Regions from separate parts of the Mus musculus genome. Here region 1 is linked to region 2. A link is a loop called in an ENCODE intact Hi-C map of the cell type or tissue named here. Cell type or tissue: heart. All regions are shown on one strand. Each heading gives the region's core, and the rest is flanking DNA. Links, peaks and the distances in the headings are about the cores only. Region 1 holds the start of Spg11 (SPG11, spatacsin vesicle trafficking associated). Region 2 holds the start of Eif3j1 (eukaryotic translation initiation factor 3, subunit J1).

The links. Hi-C counts contacts between places; a loop is a spot of excess contacts. Peaks named below come from ENCODE experiments on the same cell type or tissue, not always from the same donor. Only the 100,000 strongest peaks of a DNase experiment are listed, where the experiment ranks them.
Region 1: a loop joins it to region 2, with 10 times the contacts of the local background. A loop is called at or near these places in 2 of 42 quality-filtered maps.

What each region holds. Positions count from the first base shown.
Region 1 is chr2:122,114,286-122,122,619 of GRCm38, reverse strand. Spg11 (SPG11, spatacsin vesicle trafficking associated) reads left to right here and starts at 4,234. Exons shown (of 40, transcript NM_145531.2): 1 at 4,234-4,499; 2 at 7,831-8,012. The coding sequence starts at 4,252. It overlaps Patl2 (protein associated with topoisomerase II homolog 2 (yeast)), which reads left to right. Exons shown (of 18, transcript NM_026251.2): 16 at 742-836; 17 at 1,312-1,460; 18 at 2,172-2,512. The coding sequence ends at 1,435. In heart, for the core only: no CTCF peak of the experiment used is centred there; a DNase peak (open chromatin) is centred at 4,219; H3K4me3 peaks cover 1,864 bases; H3K27ac peaks cover 2,216 bases.
Region 2 is chr2:122,025,315-122,033,648 of GRCm38, reverse strand. It overlaps Eif3j1 (eukaryotic translation initiation factor 3, subunit J1), which reads right to left and starts at 5,069. Exons shown (of 8, transcript NM_144545.4): 1 at 4,925-5,069; 2 at 4,738-4,841. The coding sequence starts at 4,976. In heart, for the core only: a CTCF peak has its summit at 4,178; DNase peaks (open chromatin) are centred at 4,518, 5,188 and 6,358; H3K4me3 peaks cover 2,864 bases; H3K27ac peaks cover 2,003 bases.

The sequences.
Region 1 (8,334 bases), core at 47-8,046, 89 kb before region 2:
GAAGGAGGGGGAGGGAGGGAGAGGCAGACAGATATCCCACGGCAGACAGATATCCCACGTGTCTATAATATTAGTTCCTGACTAAAGGAAAGACAGTCTTGTTTTTCTTTGTTTTGTTTTTTTTTTCCCTTGGTTTTTCGAGACAGGGTTTCTCTGTATAGCCCTGGCTGTCCTGGAGCTCACTTTGTAGACCAGGCTGGCCTCGAACTCAGAAATCCGCCTGCCTCTGCCTCCCCAGTGCTGGGATTAAAGGCGTGTGCCACCATGCCCCGGCTCTTATATTTTTCTTTGTGCTGAGCATTCAAACAAGGCCTGTGTCTACTCAGCACTTTCCATACCACTGAACTCCACCCCAGTCTACAACAGCAAGTTTTTAAGTATGCCACTATAGATTTGACAGTCTCTGTCAATTTCTAGGGCATTCTCTTGTGTGCTCTTGTGTGCTTAAAGTAGTGCTTCTGAAAGTATGGCCCACAGACCACCTGCAGCAGAGTCCAGGCTCCTCATTCACTAGATGACCCCCATCTTGTCAGCTCTCAGAGAGCGCATGGAAAGTTCAGGGCAGTGGTTCCTTTGGGTGTGGAAGAGCTCTTTGTTTAGCTGTAAAATCTGGCAGCTCTTGTATATTGCTCTCTATCTGTACACACAAGCCTGTCCTTTAAGTTGGAGGAAGACAGCAAAGCCAGGGGAGCCTGTAGAACTGTAGACCTCATTTTGTCTTGAACTGTATTTCGCTCACAGTTTGGGATATCTCTGCTATATGCCTTGCTGAGTCATGGAGAGCAGCTGGTATCCCTGGATCCTTCCCTCCGATCCAGCAGTGACTGTGCAACCTGGTAAGACTGTAAAGGCCTTGTCAATACACGCCAATGCCCTGGTGTGTGGGAGCCCTGGGAAAGAGTTCCTGAAGAATAGATTCGAGTGCTGAATCTTCTCCTGCCCTGCCCTACATAGTGTCCTATGTCGGAATGTTGGTTTCCCACAGGGGACAGGGTCATAGTAATTAAAGAAAATACACTTCGAGTCAGACAGACCTGTCTACTGCAATGTAACTTTGACACACTTCACGTCTTAGTCAGTTTCCTCAGCTGGGAGTAGTACTATCAACTCCTTAGAGTTAAAATCAAATAGGAAGGAGGATGGCTAGGCATCATCAGGTGCATAGCAAATGTACAGACGTTACCTCTCAATCGCTGTCTGCGATGGAATCTATGCCTACAGTGGTGGAAGAGGAATAACAGACTTTGCCTGGACATCAGTTTCCTGCATAAACATAAAGGCTCTGCTAGGCCTCTCTTTTCTGTCCCTTAGGACAGACTTGGTGATTCTGATTGCCTGGGAGATAGCTCAGTTGCCTGCAGCATCCTTGGCGGAGCCTCTAGCCTTCCCCAGGAATCTGCTTCCCTGTTCTGCCATCACATGGACAAGCAATTAGTTCAGCAGCTGGAAGCCAGAATGGAGTAAGTGCTTATATAAACAAAGTCTCACCTTGTCAAGCCCAGTCCAAGTCTGTGCATCAAATCTCCTATAAACTGTGATCATGGAAAATAATGAGCTTTACACCTAGTTCTATGAGCCAAGCATGGTCATACATGCCTTTGGTCTTATCACTTAGGGTCAGAAGTGAGTTCCAAGCCAGCCAAGACTACATAGTGAGATATGAGATTCTGTCTCAAAAACCCCAAACCAAACCAACCAAATAAACAAACAAAGTTCTTGGGTCAGTGAGATGGCTCAGCAGGTAGATTCATATCATGTAATGAGGCAAGTGACTCCTGCAAGTTGTCCTGTGACCTCCAAAGGTTCACTGTGGAGTGTGTGTATGTGTGTGAAAATGTAATACAAAAATCTAAAAGTTGCTCTAGATACTCAGGCATTTACTGAGTAACCCAGTCTGGACTCATTAGGGCCCTGTGGTCTGTTTAGCCACAACTTTGTATTTATTCTCAGTGTTTGGTCACTTGTAGGTGCTATTTCAGAGCCATAGTCTGAAAAGTTGAATAACTAGTTCATTCAAACAACAGTTGAGAGACTATTTCAGGCTATAAGAGAAATAAGAGAACATCTCTGTCCTTAGAACTTACCCACTGTTAGAATGAGCCAAGCATGAATTAAACCATAAATACTTGTAAAATGGAATTGTGTTTGCAGTTAACTCTTGTTCTTTGTAGGCTTGCCTGTATCTACTGATGTATTAGTTAATGTGAGAAGCTGAAATATCAGAAACGGAACTCCATCACCTGTCTACAGTGACAGTTGAGGCCATTTCCTATACTTTGTTATGTTGGAGGACCCTGCCACATTGTCATATCCTTTCTTAAAATCTAGGTGACTTGCCTAAAATTAAGGCATGACTACTTTAGGTATGATTAAAGAAATATCAAATGATATGTTGAAACTTGTTTGTAAGTTTGGAATTACAACGAAGGACATTTTTTTGAATATGTCAAGAATATCCTTCCTAATAAGGGGAAAGGCCTTGTATTTAATAAAAGTCTAATCTGGGATGTTGCTTCCGTGTTGCCAGACTTTATGTAAACCAAACAGTTCAGCTAAGGCTGAGAGATTTGGATATAAGCATCTTCCTTGACATAAGAAAATAACATGGGGACTGGAGAGATGGCTCAGTGGTTAAGGGCACTCAATGCTCTTCCAGAGGTCCTGAGTTTAATTCCCAGCAACCACATGGTGGCTCACAACCACCTTTAATGAGATCCCATGCCCTTTTCTGGTGTGTCTGAAGACAGCTACAGTGTACTCATAAATAAAGTAAATTTAAAAGAAAGAAAGAAAGAAAGAAAGAAAGAAAGAAAGAAAGAAAGAAAGAAAGAAAGAAAGAAAGAAAGAAAGAAAGAAAGAGAAGAACATGGCAGCATTTTGTCAAATGAAGTCCTGCATTCATCAAGAAATACTAAAGTACCTTTTATGAGCCAGGCTGGGATTCAGGCAGGAAGATAACAGTGGTGCACAGGTCTCTGCTATTTCCAGGCTTACATAGAGTTTGGTCAGGAATTGACATAAAATGTTAATTAGTCATAAATACTATGATTTGAGAGTGACTGGAATAGAGAGGGGCTTTAGACTTTAGACTGAGCCAGGAAGGCATGTTAGCAGGTTGCCATTAAGTCAAAATGTTCAGTTTGTAGAAGTGGCTGTGTTAGAAAGACACTGTTAAGTAGGCATGGAGGCATAATCCTGTATTCCTAGAACCTGAAAAGCTGGTGAAGGAGGATCAGGTGTCTAAGGCCACTAGAGAACCTTTATCAAATAAATAGCTTGACCAAATGCCTTTTCAATAGCTCTCTACCTCTTCTCTTCTGTATCAGATTGTACTTTCCTGAGAAAAACAGAAGAAATTGAAAGGTGAACTATTTCACCATCTCTACTCTGTATGCATCCATCTGTTACAAAGGATATCGTTTGACTTCAATCTCCATGTTAACCTTCATGTTTGTAACAGAGTCCTTGGTGGAGGACCACAAAGAATAGATTGTTTGACCTCAAAAGGAGATCTATTGGTCTGAGAAGTTTACACTCCCAAATCCTGAGACTGGGTACCCACGGGTACAAGAAAATTCATCTCGAAGGGTCTGAAAATTAGTTTTTGCAGTCAGGAGGAGGAAGGGCTTGTAGAATTTATTTTATTTTATTTTATTTTATTTTTGGTAAACTGCTCTTCAAAACTTCCTGATGGGGGAAATGAGTCAGATTGATTTTTCAAACTCTGGGATCCCAGGCATCTGATGGAGATAGTTGCTTTCCAAAACTCCATACCACTCCGTAGAGGGGCCGATTTCTCGAAGCCGGGGATGGGGGGAGGGGGTCTGTTGTGAAGCCCTGCTTTTTTTTTTTTTTTTTAAAATGGTAGAGGGTTCTTTATTAGTTCTAGACTTTAAAAGAGTACTTGCTACCAAGAAAAGCGCACTACCAGATGCCTGTTAACCGAGCAGCACAAAAAGTGAAGAGGAGCCAGCAACAGGGTTTCAATGGAGTAAGAAGCACCTGCCTTAGAAATCTTTGGTAGCAAGGACAGCACAAGCAGCTGAAAGGCCCTGGCGTATTATTGAATTGAGCTGAGCAGGGAGGGGCAGGCGTGGTTTTTGCAGGATTCCGTTTAGAGCCGCCTCCACCCCAAGCTGAGCAAATGCCGGGCGCAGGACCGCCTCTCTCGTGAGAGTCACAAGGTCCGAATCACTGCGCAGGTCCGTGACGCATTCGGGCGCCTCTACCGGAAGGACCGCCCAGGCCAAGATGGCTGCCCAGCCAGGGCCCGGAAGTGCTGCCTCCCCCGGCTGTGCCGGGGCCATGGAGCGGGTCCTGCCCATGCTGCTGGTGCGGATCCCAGCTGAGGAGACGGCGCAGCTGGGACCGCGGGCGCAGCTGCACCGAGAGCTGGAGGCCCTGGGGAGCCTGACGGCTGCGGGCAGTCTCCAAGTGCTTTCCTTGGCGCCGGGCAGCAGGGGTGGGAGCAGCTGCTGCCTCCCAGGACCCTTTAGGCAGTAAGTGCTGCGGGACGGCTGCAGGCTGTGGGAGGAGGCTGAAATCTGAGCCGCTCCGGAGGGGAGTCCTGGGCTCGCCTCTCGCCGGCCCCTGGGTTGGTGGGAGAGGATGAACCACTGGGGAGCCTCCTCAGGATCGAGCCCCGTGCCTCTCGGAACCTTTCCCATCCCGAAGTGAAATCCTCACCTTGTTGCAACTCACGGCTCACTTCCTGGGTGGACAGAGAAGATGTCTCACTCCTTGATAGCCCCTGCAAACCCTGGATGGGTCTCAGCACAGGTCCTGTTTCTTTAATTCAATACAGATTGTCACTGAAAGGAGTTCTAAGCCTATCTTTCTCTACCTCCTCCTCCCCCTCTTCACTATGTATCCCTAGGTATTCTAGAACTCGAAATATAGCCTGGAGCCTACAGAGATCGGCCTGTCTCTGCCTGCACTACCAGACAGTCTACTTTGTTTTAAAATGCCAGATAAGGCTTATTTCTAAAGCATTTTTTTTTGTCTCTAAAATAATGTTTTCTTGCAAACACAGCCACCACCACGCCCACTCCAGCCCCTGCTCCTCTTTAAACTTGTCCATTCATTTACACAAGTGCTCTGAGGTCACTGAACGGTATTCCAGCCCTACGTTTTCCATGTTTAAATCACAGTCTCAAGATATAGCCAGATTGGCTTGCAATTCACAATCCTCCTGTTTTACCCCTTCTAATGCTGAGATTACAGGCTTGTATACTCCATACCTGGCATGTCCGCTGTTTCTTAGACATGAGGCTCCCATGGATTGAGAAGGTAGAGAATTACAATATTATATTGCTTTCCACTTTTCATAAAACAGTTTACATCATAAAGTTTAGAAGTCCCCTGAGTATATGCTGACCTTTTTAATAAAGGGAAGTAAGTATTTTAGGATCAATCTATATGAGACTGTATAGCCAACAGGTATCTCACTTTGAGTCTCCAGGCTCTTCAACAGCTCTATAGACACAAGATGAGTTTGCTGAGTCAGCAAGTATTTTAACCCATCTTTTTACCCCCTTGTGATACGGTCTCATGGAGCTCAGGCTGGCCTGGACCCAAGGATGCCTGTGAGTTCCCAACCCTCTTACCTCCTCCTCTCCAATGCTGGAATTATAAGCACGTACTTCCATCCCAGCTTTCTACTGTTCTCATGTCTGGTGTGTGTTGGAGTGCCTGTGTGTTCTTGGTATATAAAGGCAGAAATGGGAACTGTCAGTGTTTCTAATAAGAACCTCATAGCCACCCCATTTAATATAAACTTATTATTGTAGAAAAGCAAAGTTTTTAAAAGAAGTTGAAACTATCAGAGTGGTAGCCTCATCTCTTTTAGTGTTTTCAGAGTTGGGCCATATTGACTGATCTTAAGATAGGTCTTTCTCTGTAGCCCAGACTGGCCCCAAACTCAGTCTTCTTGTCTCAGCCACTAAAGAAAGTGATTGCTATCGAGTCACCAGATCTGGCTCATACATATTAGTGATAGTCTTTTCTTTTTTTAAGATTTATTTATTTTATTACTATGAATACACTGTAGCTGTCTTCAGACACACACTAGAAGAGTGCATCAGACCCTGTTACAGATGGTTGTGAGCCACCATGTGGTTGCTGGGATTTGAACTCAGGACCTTTGGAAGAGCAGTCTGCCCTCTTAACCGCTGAGCCATCTCTCCAACCCAGTGATAGAGTCTTGCTATGTTGCTTAGGGTGTTCAGTTTCTGGGCTCAAGAGACCCTTCCTCGGCCTTCTGAGTAGCTAAGACAATGTTGCTATGCCCAGCTTGGACCTTTTTATTTTAGTTTTTACATGTGTGTGAATGTGTGCATGTATACATGTGGAGGCCTGATATTGATATTGAGTGTCTTCCTAGATTGCTTGCCACAGTAATTTGAATTTTTTATTTATTATTATTAATGTTTGGGTGTGTGTGCACGTGCTCATGAACATGGCACAGCATAAAACTGTGGAGGTCAGAAAACAACTCCATGCGGTTGGTTCTCTGCATCCACCTTGACATGGAGTTCAGAGATCCAACTCAGGTTGCAAAGCACATGCATGTGTCCTTCCCTGATGAACCATTGCTGACCCTCCTCTTCATTTCAGAGTCAGAGTCTCGATCTGAAACCAAGAGCTCACAGGCTTGAGTTGGTCTAGATGGCTAGCTTGTCCCCAGGATCTTTTGTCTCTGACTCCTGAGTGCTAGGATTACAGGCAGCCAGGCCACCAAGCCTGACTGGCTCTCGTGTGGGTTCTGAGTATCCAAGTGCCACTCTCCAGCCTGTGGAGCTAGCTCTTTAGCCCCTAAGCAACTTCTACAGCCCTTAGGTTTATTTTAAAATATAATGTAATATAATTAGTCTCTCTCTGTCCTTGCTAGCCAACTTTGGTGACTATGCTGTCTAGTATGATAGTCATTAGCCAGCCACATGTGGCTAAGCTGGACCGTCTTTACCGTAACAGTTCTTTTTTGCAGTACCCACAGTAGAAGTGCCCTGTAGCCATATCTGCCCACGGATTGTTGGCTGTCTTGAGCAGCACTGAAATAGAACATTTGTATCATCACAAAGTTCTATTAGGGAGGGTTGTTCTGTAACATAGCATTCTGGAGTACTCAAAGACTGCAGATGTAAATAATTAATTTTTAAATCTGAAATAATCCAATTCAGTCAAAGCCCATTTAAAACATTATTTATTTTTTGTTTGTGAGCGTTTGCCTGCAAGTATATATGTGCATCATGTGCATGGTACCAGCAGAGACCAGGAAAGGATGTCAGATCCCCTGGAACTGCAGTTACTGTATTTGTGAACAAGTATTCTCAACCACTTGAGTCACCGCCAGCTGTATAAGCCCATTTTATTGATTATAATAAGTAATATACTTACTTTATAAGGAATAAATTTACAACTGGGTATGGTGGCACATGCCTTTGATCCCAGCACTCAGGAGGAAGAGACAGGTGGATCTCTGTGAGTTTGAGGCCAGCCTGGTCTACATAGCAAGTACCAGGACAGTCAGGCCTACAAAGAATAATTAGGCTTTTAAAAGATGTTTAAAAAGCTGAAGGGAACAGTTTCTTGCCCTGTGTTCACTTCATACCCCCACTCTCAGTGTAGAGGAAAAGAGTGGGAAGAAGTTAGGAGACGGGAAGGGAAGGGAAGGAAGAGAGTTGTGACGGTGTTTTCATTCCCTTAGGCTGGATTGTGGAGTTGGTGCTGTCAGTGAACTAAGCTGTCCTTGTTCTGCCCGTTGGTCCCCACTATTGTGGTTAGTGGGATTGTGGGTATAGAAACACAATAAATCTAAACTTTTTTTCTTAGGTTCCTATGGGAGGAGTCTCAGAACAGCACATCAAGAGACAGGCCCAAGCTGCTTGTTGCCAGAGAAGATTATGAGCTGCTCGTATATGAATTTGACTTGAGAGATGGAAGATGTGACGCAGCCTTATTACACGGCTGTTGTGGGAGGACACTGCAGAAGCTCACTGAAGATCAAGGTGTCAGTAAGTGTCATTTTAGGTCTGGGACTTTTGCTTCCTTTCTTAGACAGTGTGACTGTGTAGCACAGGCCACCCTCAAACATGTGGTCCTCCTCCATCAGTTTCACAAGTGCTGGGATGTCAGGAGTGTGCCACCATGACCAACTATTTGTGAGAAGTTATGAGAAGTTCTCATAGAGGTGAAACCAAAAGGGCGGGCTACACTGCTCAATACTATAGCCACTAGCCAGTTGTTCAGCACTCAGAATGTAGTTAATAGGAATAAAGTTGTACCTTTAATTTTTGCAGGACTGGGAATCAAATCTAGAGTCTCACAAATGCTAGG
Region 2 (8,334 bases), core at 163-8,162:
AAGACAAACACACACATACACACAAAAAGACAAACAAAAATCAAATTAAATATAGATCCTATTCCTCAGAAGTGCTAATACTTGAAAAAAGATGTCCTTATTCTGGAGGATTTGTATTATTAATTTGGACAGATCCTTAAAGTAAATGAGTAAGACTTGACTGCTCAGTGCATAGCTTTTACCTGGGACAGTTCTCTGAGACCTTGTGTAATAAATTCTACAAGGCAACTAGAGAAACACACAGCTGAGGGCTGGAGATGTAGTTTAGTTGGTGGCTTGCCCTGAGTTCTATCCTGAAGGAGGCATAAACTAGGAGTAGTTGTACATGCCTTCAATCCTAGTACTCAAATGTCTGTAGGCAAGGTCCCAGAATTCAGCTGGCTGAGAGTGAGGCCAGCCTTGGGCCACATGAGATCCTGCCTGAAATAACTAAACATAAAAAAAACAAACAAAAACAAAATAAAAAATGCCAGAGACAGCTGAACACAGTCAGAAGTTTCCTCTGTACATCTTTCGAATAATAAACCCAATCTGTAACCTGTTCAACTGAAATGGACGTAGGGAATCTAGTAAAATGACTTTAAAGCTGCATTGCCCGTGCTTTCAGTAGGTACTCATCCTTTCAGTAGGTACTGCATCTACATCCTGCACATTACTCTAGTCATATATATATACACACATACATACACACATATATATATTCATATATATATATATATTCATATACACACACACACACAAAGCAAACATTTCTTCCTGCTACCTCTGCATATCAGGATAGTAAGAAAAAGTCTAAGTAAATACTAAGTAAAAATAAGATGTACACTCCTTACTTCCCCCAAAAAAAAAAAGTATGTCTGCCTACCTGTGGATATGCATGTGCGTGTGACAGCAGGTCTACAAGGACAGAGATACCAGATGCCTGGAGCTAAAGCCACAGACAGCTGTGATGTAAATGCTAGGAATCTGACTCTGGTCCTCTTGAAGAGAACACTGCTCTTAGGCCATCTCTCTAGCCACTAGGTTTTACCTTTATACTGGGAAAAAGTCTGTCCTCCTCCATGAATATTAAGAGGTCTATAGCTTATGTCCATTTTTGTCACTGCAAGACAGCTACTGAACAACCAGAAAGGTAAAATACTAAAAAGGACCGTCAACTAGAGTGAGTAACTAAGATAGACACTGTAAGTGGCATTAAACTGGTAATTTATAAAGATCAAGCACTTGACCCCACATTAAAAGAACACTTCCGCCGGGCGTGGTGGCGCACGCCTTTAATCCCAGCACTCGGGAGGCAGAGGCAGGCAGATTTCTGAGTTCGAGGCCAGCCTGGTCTACAAAGTGAGTTCCAGGACAGCCAGGGCTATACAGAGAAACTCTTGTCTCGAAAAAAAAAAAAAAAAAAAAAAAAAAAAACACTTCCTACAGTTTTGCCATAGAACTCTTGCTCTACCGGCCAAGTTGGTCTTAACCTCTTGAACTCAGGGGACTCTTCCGACTTCCTCACTTCCTGAACTACACTTGCCATTCACCAATCTTGTTTTTTTAATTCACATACTGAATTGTTTAAGAACTACGATTATTTGACTTCATGAAAACAAATAAGTCTTGCATACTACCACAAAATGATTAAATGCTAAAACACCAAAATTCAATAGTTTGTAATATAACTCACTGCTATGCAAGGTGACAAATTTCAATTCTAACAAACTTCTGAATGGGCAAATTTGTTTGATAACCATGATCTTCCAATAAAAACACAAAATTCATAGTAAATAGACACTAGAAGAAATATGATCCTTCTGGCCTTAGGAAATGATAAAGTGTGGCATAAAATAAACCTCAGATATTAGATTTTAGCAGTCAAAATATTTCCATTAGGATAAAAGAAGGAAGACATCAATGAAAATTAGTATTTCCTGAATATCTACCAAGTGCTAGGAAGCCCTGCTAATGCTCATTTAAAACACAAAGTAGGAGCTGGGCGGTGGTGGCATGCCTTTAATCCCAGCACCTGAGAGGCAGAGGCAGGTGGATTTCTGAGTTCGAGGCCAGCCTAGTCTACAAAGTGAGTTCCAGGACAGCCAGGGCTACACAGAGAAACCCTGTCTCAAAAAAAAAAAAAACCACAAAGTAGGGCTGGCAGGATAGCTCAGTGGGTGAGATCAATCACTGACTACTCTTCCAAAGGTTCTGAGTTCAAATCCCAGCAACCACATGGTGGCTCACAACTACCTGTAATGAGATCTAACGCCCTCTTCTAGTGTATCAGAAGACAGCTACAGTGTACTTATTTATAATAATAAATCTTTGGGCCAGAGCAAGCAGGGACTCTCACTCTTACTCTGAGGCGAGTAAGGTCCTACAAAAAATTCAATCCCCAATAACCACATGAAGGCTCACAACCATCTGCACAGCTACAGTGTGCTTATGTACATAAAATAAATAAACAAATCTTAAAAAAAAAAGTGATTCTGATGTTGGTGTACTCTTTTAATCCCAGCACTCACGAGGCAGAGCCAGGCAGACTTCTGTGAAGTTCAAAGCCAGCCTGGTTGACACAGTGAGACCCAGTCTCTAAACAAAACATGCAAAAAACAACAAAAAAAGTATGTAATGCAAGTCTCATTACAATTACTTACATATTGAGAAAGAGTAACTAGAAAATGCCAAGGTAACATAATCCAGTTTGTTTCTAAAACCCAGGAGTCAAAAACTATTTTTATATACTGTATCATGAGACAGAAATAAAGCAAAATTTTAACACTACAACAGGATGGACAAAATCAGCTTCCAATCTGCAACATCAACTTCAAACATTATGTATGAGACTGGTTATGTCAGCCGGTGCACTCCCTTAATCCCAGCACTCGGGAGGCAGAGGCAGGCGGATTTCTGAGTTTGAGGCCAGCCTGGTCTACAGAGTGAGTTCCAGGACAGCCAGGGCTACACAGAAAAACCCTGTCTTGAAAAATACCAAAAAAAAAGACTGGTTATGTATACGAAAGTAAGTCTGCACTGAAAGAGTGAGTGGATACGTGGATTTTACAAGTAACTCACCTCTAAGTCTCCCCAAAGTTAGCTCTTACACTTATCAACTTACAGTGGTTCTCACTGTGGGTCTCCAACAACCCTTTCAGAGCTCAGATATCCTGCATCAGATATTTACAATTCATAATAGCAGCAAAATTAGTTATAAAGTAGCAAAAAATAACTTTATGCTTGGGAGAGGTCACCACAACATGTTAAATACAAGCTAAAAGTTCACAGCACCAGGAAGGTCCACAACCACTGTTAAGTGATACGAATTATAAACATCAGGAATGACACCATTTACATTCCATAACCCCAGGTAGATACTACATGGCATCATTACTGAAAGCTTTAAACAACCTTTTGGCATTTATTCCCGCCTCCTTTACTTTCCCCCCACTGTCCCCTGTTTTGTTTTAAACTTACTCCCATCTCTTGACTTTTTTTTTTTCCCAAGACTTATTTATTATTACATATAAGTACACTGTAGGAGGGCATCAGATTTCATTACAGATGGGTGGCTAGTGGTTACTGGGATTTGAACTCAGGACCTTCAGAAGAGCAGTCAGTGCTCTTAATCGCTGAGCCATCTCTCCAGCCCAACTTTAACTTCTTTAACTTTATAAGATGTCCTAACTTCTACTTCCTAGGAAAAGTGAAAAGTCAAAACTGAAAATCTGCCGTGATAGGATAATATAAGGTCGGTAACAAACCATGCCCAAGTGTATACATACAATAGATAAAGAAAGCACGTAAGTAGCCAGTCAACAGCACTATTATTAACTTCATTATTAACTTCAATGTACACAAAGATCACTTCATTCCTCAAATTCAGGCTGTCTGGTAAAGTAGACATACACTTCAGCAAAGTTCAGAGTAAAAATGAAAAATCCAAACAGTATATCTAAAGCTGTAAGATGAGCCCGTGAGAGTTTTTAAGAACAATAAAGGTGAATAGGACTCGAATTTACAATACAAAAAAAAAAAAAAACAAACAAACCACTGGCCCCTGGTCTACCACAACCACCAACTCTTTGGGGTTTTTTTCTAAGCCTGTCTGTCCCTGTGTAGATGAATAACTGTTAGCTCTGTTTTTCAGAGTTCACAGTTCTGTCCACTAACCCGATGGTTATCTCAGTGCTCTCAGTTCATCCTTCTTACCACAGGGTGGGGGAAGGGAGAGCTAAAAGTTGTTTTACTACTCCAATTCTAGTTTAGAAAATTCAATGTATTTTCTCCATCTAATCGCTCAAACGAGCTACCGGCCTTCACAATCATACCTAAGTTACTGACACATGGGAGAGCCGAACTAGGAAAAGCGGATCCACGACTTTCCATATGGGACAAACACTGAAACCGAGTTCCCGATCTGTTCGCCTAGTTTCGGTGAGAGGTTCTGGACTGCGAAGATAGCACGTGGGCCGACCGGACTGCTGCTGTCACTTCTCGTCTCCAGTTAGGTTCCAGGCCAGAGAGCCGACCCTCGGTGAAGGGCTGGGGCCCAGGCGGTCACCACCCTCCGCAGAGTCCGGCCGGACAAGCTGCCGCCTTGCTGCCCACATGGCCGTCCAGCCGAGGGAACCTCCGGGCCGAAGCTCACGCGGGACCCACGGCCCGCAGGCCCGGGCGGCGCCCCGGGGGCCCGATCTCCCCGCCCGCAGCCGGCGCCCACGGGCGTAGCCTGGCTCCCGGGCCCGAACCTACCTTCACGTCCTCGTCCTCGTCCTCGCCTTCCCAGCGGTCCCCGCCGGCCGTGCCGCCGCCCGCGACCTTCCGCACCGGGTCCTCCATAGAGAACGTGTCCGCGTCTACGGAAGAGAGCGAGTCGCGTTAGTACCCGCGTGGGAGCGGGGCCGCCACAGCCCGCATTTGGGCCGGAACTTCTGCTCACCCCAAGAGTCTGAGTCCCCCGCCGCCGCTGCCGCCGCCGCCGCCGCCGCCATCTCGAACCGGGGGTGAGCGTGTGCGATGGGAAGAGCTGCGAAGAGTTAGCGCGGCAGAGGTGAGTCACTGGGCTGGCTCTCGTTGGCCCGCGCAGGGCAGGCTGGGACAGTGGCTGACTGGGCGCCCGGCAGAGGCTCCGCCCCACGGGCGACGCGCGCGGCAGGGGCGGGGCGGGCGGGGTGGGGCGACGCTGGGCTGGGAGACGCGGACCAGCCTGGTCCCCCCAAGCCACACCCCTCACCCCCTCATCCCCCACCCCCCGCGAGAAGAGAAAGGAAGTGCGCACGCGTGAGTCGGGCGGTGCTCGGCTAGCGAGTGGGTCTTCTAGTGCTGGCTGATCGTGAGCCGGCAGCAGGCGAGCAGCGAGGAGGAAGTGGACAGGGCAGATATCCCGTGGCCTCCTAGCATTCGGGCACGGAGATGGAAGTATACTCCAAGTCTCCCTGGTTCTCCCTTCCGGTGATCACCCGAAGTCCTGCACGGTGATTGTTTTGGCGAAAACATTTCGGAGTTCCGTGGTCCGTCCCAGGCTTATTCTAGTTTGTCCTCAACACAGTAGCAAAATAGTTATGTAAACAGATTTCGACACAGTGCAGTGGCTGCAACAAAAAGAAGCATTATGAGGTTAGATGTTAAAAAGGTAGCATTAACGACGACGGAAGTTTCAGTTTTCTGCCCGCGGTAGGCACTGGTGAAGCTGGAGTTTGAGAAACCAAGTGACTTGTGCTCCGGTGCATTTCTGGTAGAGAGAAGGCTTGTGGTGCTCATCTGAGTGCATTCTAACAGGTAAACTGATAAAAAGAACCTAAAAGGAGCAAAATTCTCTCCCCCTTGGCACAGGGCTTCCCAGTAAGGACATTAAGAAGGAAGGAGCTAGTTTAGATATTGTCTGATTTTCCAATATATTCATTGTTTTTAAAGTTTTTTGTTTTGTTTTGCTTTGTTTTTAAGACAAGTTTCTCTCTGTAGCCTGGGCTGTCCTGGAACTCGCTCTGTGAACCAGGCTGGCTCCCAGGTGCTGGGATTAAAGGCATGAGCTTAGGTTTTAAGTCTTTAAAAAAAACAGACACACATCAGCCATTCTTAGTACTTTCCGTTTCTTGTGTATTTTTCGTCTACAAGTAAACATTTTATAAGGTGGTCTTTCAAGAAATGTTCTACCGCAATTTTTTTGTGTTTGTTTGTTTGTTTGTTTGTTTTCGAGACAGGATTTCTCTGTGTAGCCCTGGCTGTCCTGGAACTCACTCAGTAGACCAAGCTGGCCTCAAACTCAGAAATCAGCCTGCCTCTGCCTCCCGAGAGCTGGGATTAAAGGCGTGCGCCACCACGCTCAGCTGTTCGACAGCATTATTAAAATGAGAGATGACGCTCTATAAAAGAAAGCATCCGCCCAGCGTGGTGGCACACGTGGTGGCCAGCCTGGTCTACAGAGTGCCAGGACAGCCAGGGCTACACAGAGAAGTCCTGTCTCAAAAAACCAAAAAAAAAAAAAAAAAAAATCCATTTATGATTTTACAAAGTACCTAGTACATAAGTATAGGATAAAACCAAGAGCCTCTGCCTTCCTTGCATTACCACTGAGCTATGCGATTTCCAACTCGAATGAATTAATTCTGCAAGGATAACTCAAGCCCAAATTAAGCCAGTGACAATGGAGAGGAAGGAACCAGTCTGAAAACTATTTTAAGGTCAAAGGCAACAGAATGGCTAATTCTATTTATCAGCTTGACTAGACTGTGGTACCTATGTCCCCTAGCTTTTAGTCAAATACCAGTCTAATCGCTGTGAATGTTAGATGTGACTAATGTTTAAATCAATAAATTGAGTAAAGCATTGTAATACATGTTGATCCAGTCGTGAATCCAAATTAAGACAAGACCCTAGGAAGGAAGACTTATGCATCCAGGATCTGTCCCAACCTGTCTGAATAAATAGTAAATAACATTGCTTCCTTCCAGATAAAATATCTTTAATGACTTTGTTTTTAGAAAAACCTCAACTTTTTAGCCTGGGGATGTAACATAGTTGGCAGACTGTTTGCCCAACATGCACAAGGCCATAAATTCAATCCTTAGCACCATATAAATGATACATGCACACAATGTAACCCCACACACTCAGGAGGTGGAGGCAGGAGGATGGAAAAGGAAAGCCATACTCAACTCCATAGGAAGTCTGAGGGCAGCCTGGGTTATATGTGACCCTGTCCCCAAATGAAAGTTCAGCGTCTTTTCCTGGTCAATAAGACCTTGCATAGGCTGTCCTACTTCAGACATATGCTGGTCTCTTTTTCTTCATCTTTTTCTCCCTCTGCCATTTCTCCTACCCTCTGATTGCCCCACCCCCACCTCCCTTATTCCCTTCATTGCTGAGGCTACTTCTAGGAGCTTTAGAGTCAATATTTCTGACTGTGGTGCTCTTCCCACACTCCCCATGGATCGCTTCTCCTCTTTCACATTAAAGCCAAATGTCCCCTTTGCAGGAGTCCCTTCTGTGGGCTTGACATGTAGCTCAGTGGGCAGAGTGCTTGCCTAGCATGCAGAAGGCCCCGAGTTCAGTCCCTAGCATCATATAAACTGTGATAGCACGCTTGGTTATCTGTTTTCCAGGTTTGTCATCACATTCCTTCTGTGATGATCCTGTTTTCTATCTGAAGCATGGGTCTCTTGCTTGTTCCCCGTTATTGTGAGATGGGGGGGGGGATAAAACAAGGTCTTAGATCTGGAACTTGCTAGTTAATTGTTGACCTTCACTCTAGATTCATCCTCCTGCCTCTGCTTCCCAATTAGGTGAGATGGGGTGGCAGACCTGTGTGCAAACATGTAGCTCTCTCTTTTCTTTGCTGCTGTATTCCCAGTACCTGGTACATAATAAATGCTCAGTAATTCGCCTTAAAAATGACTCAATAATGAATCCTTCTTACAATAAAGAATACAGGAAAAATTGTTTGACCACATAGATCTTGAAGAGATGTTTACTATTCTTTGGATTTTTTTTTTAAGATTTATTATTATATATAAGTGCACTGTCACTATCTTCAGACACCCCAGAAGAGGGCATCAGATCTCATTACGGATGGTTGTGCCACCATGTGGCTGCTGGGATTTGAATTCTGGACCTTCGGAAGAGCAGTCAGTGCTCTTAACCACTGAGCCATCTCTCCAGCCCCTGGATTGTTTTTACATTCCAATTCTGTATATATCCAATACATGTAAATATACTCTGGAATGTGGCACGTTCTTCTAGTCACTCAGAGGCTCTGCTTTTAGCGACCTGGTTACTTGGCTGTGTGTATGAGAGAACATGCAGTCACTTTCTCCTTCTCTAGAGAGTGCTGGAGTGTACACAACAGAGAGC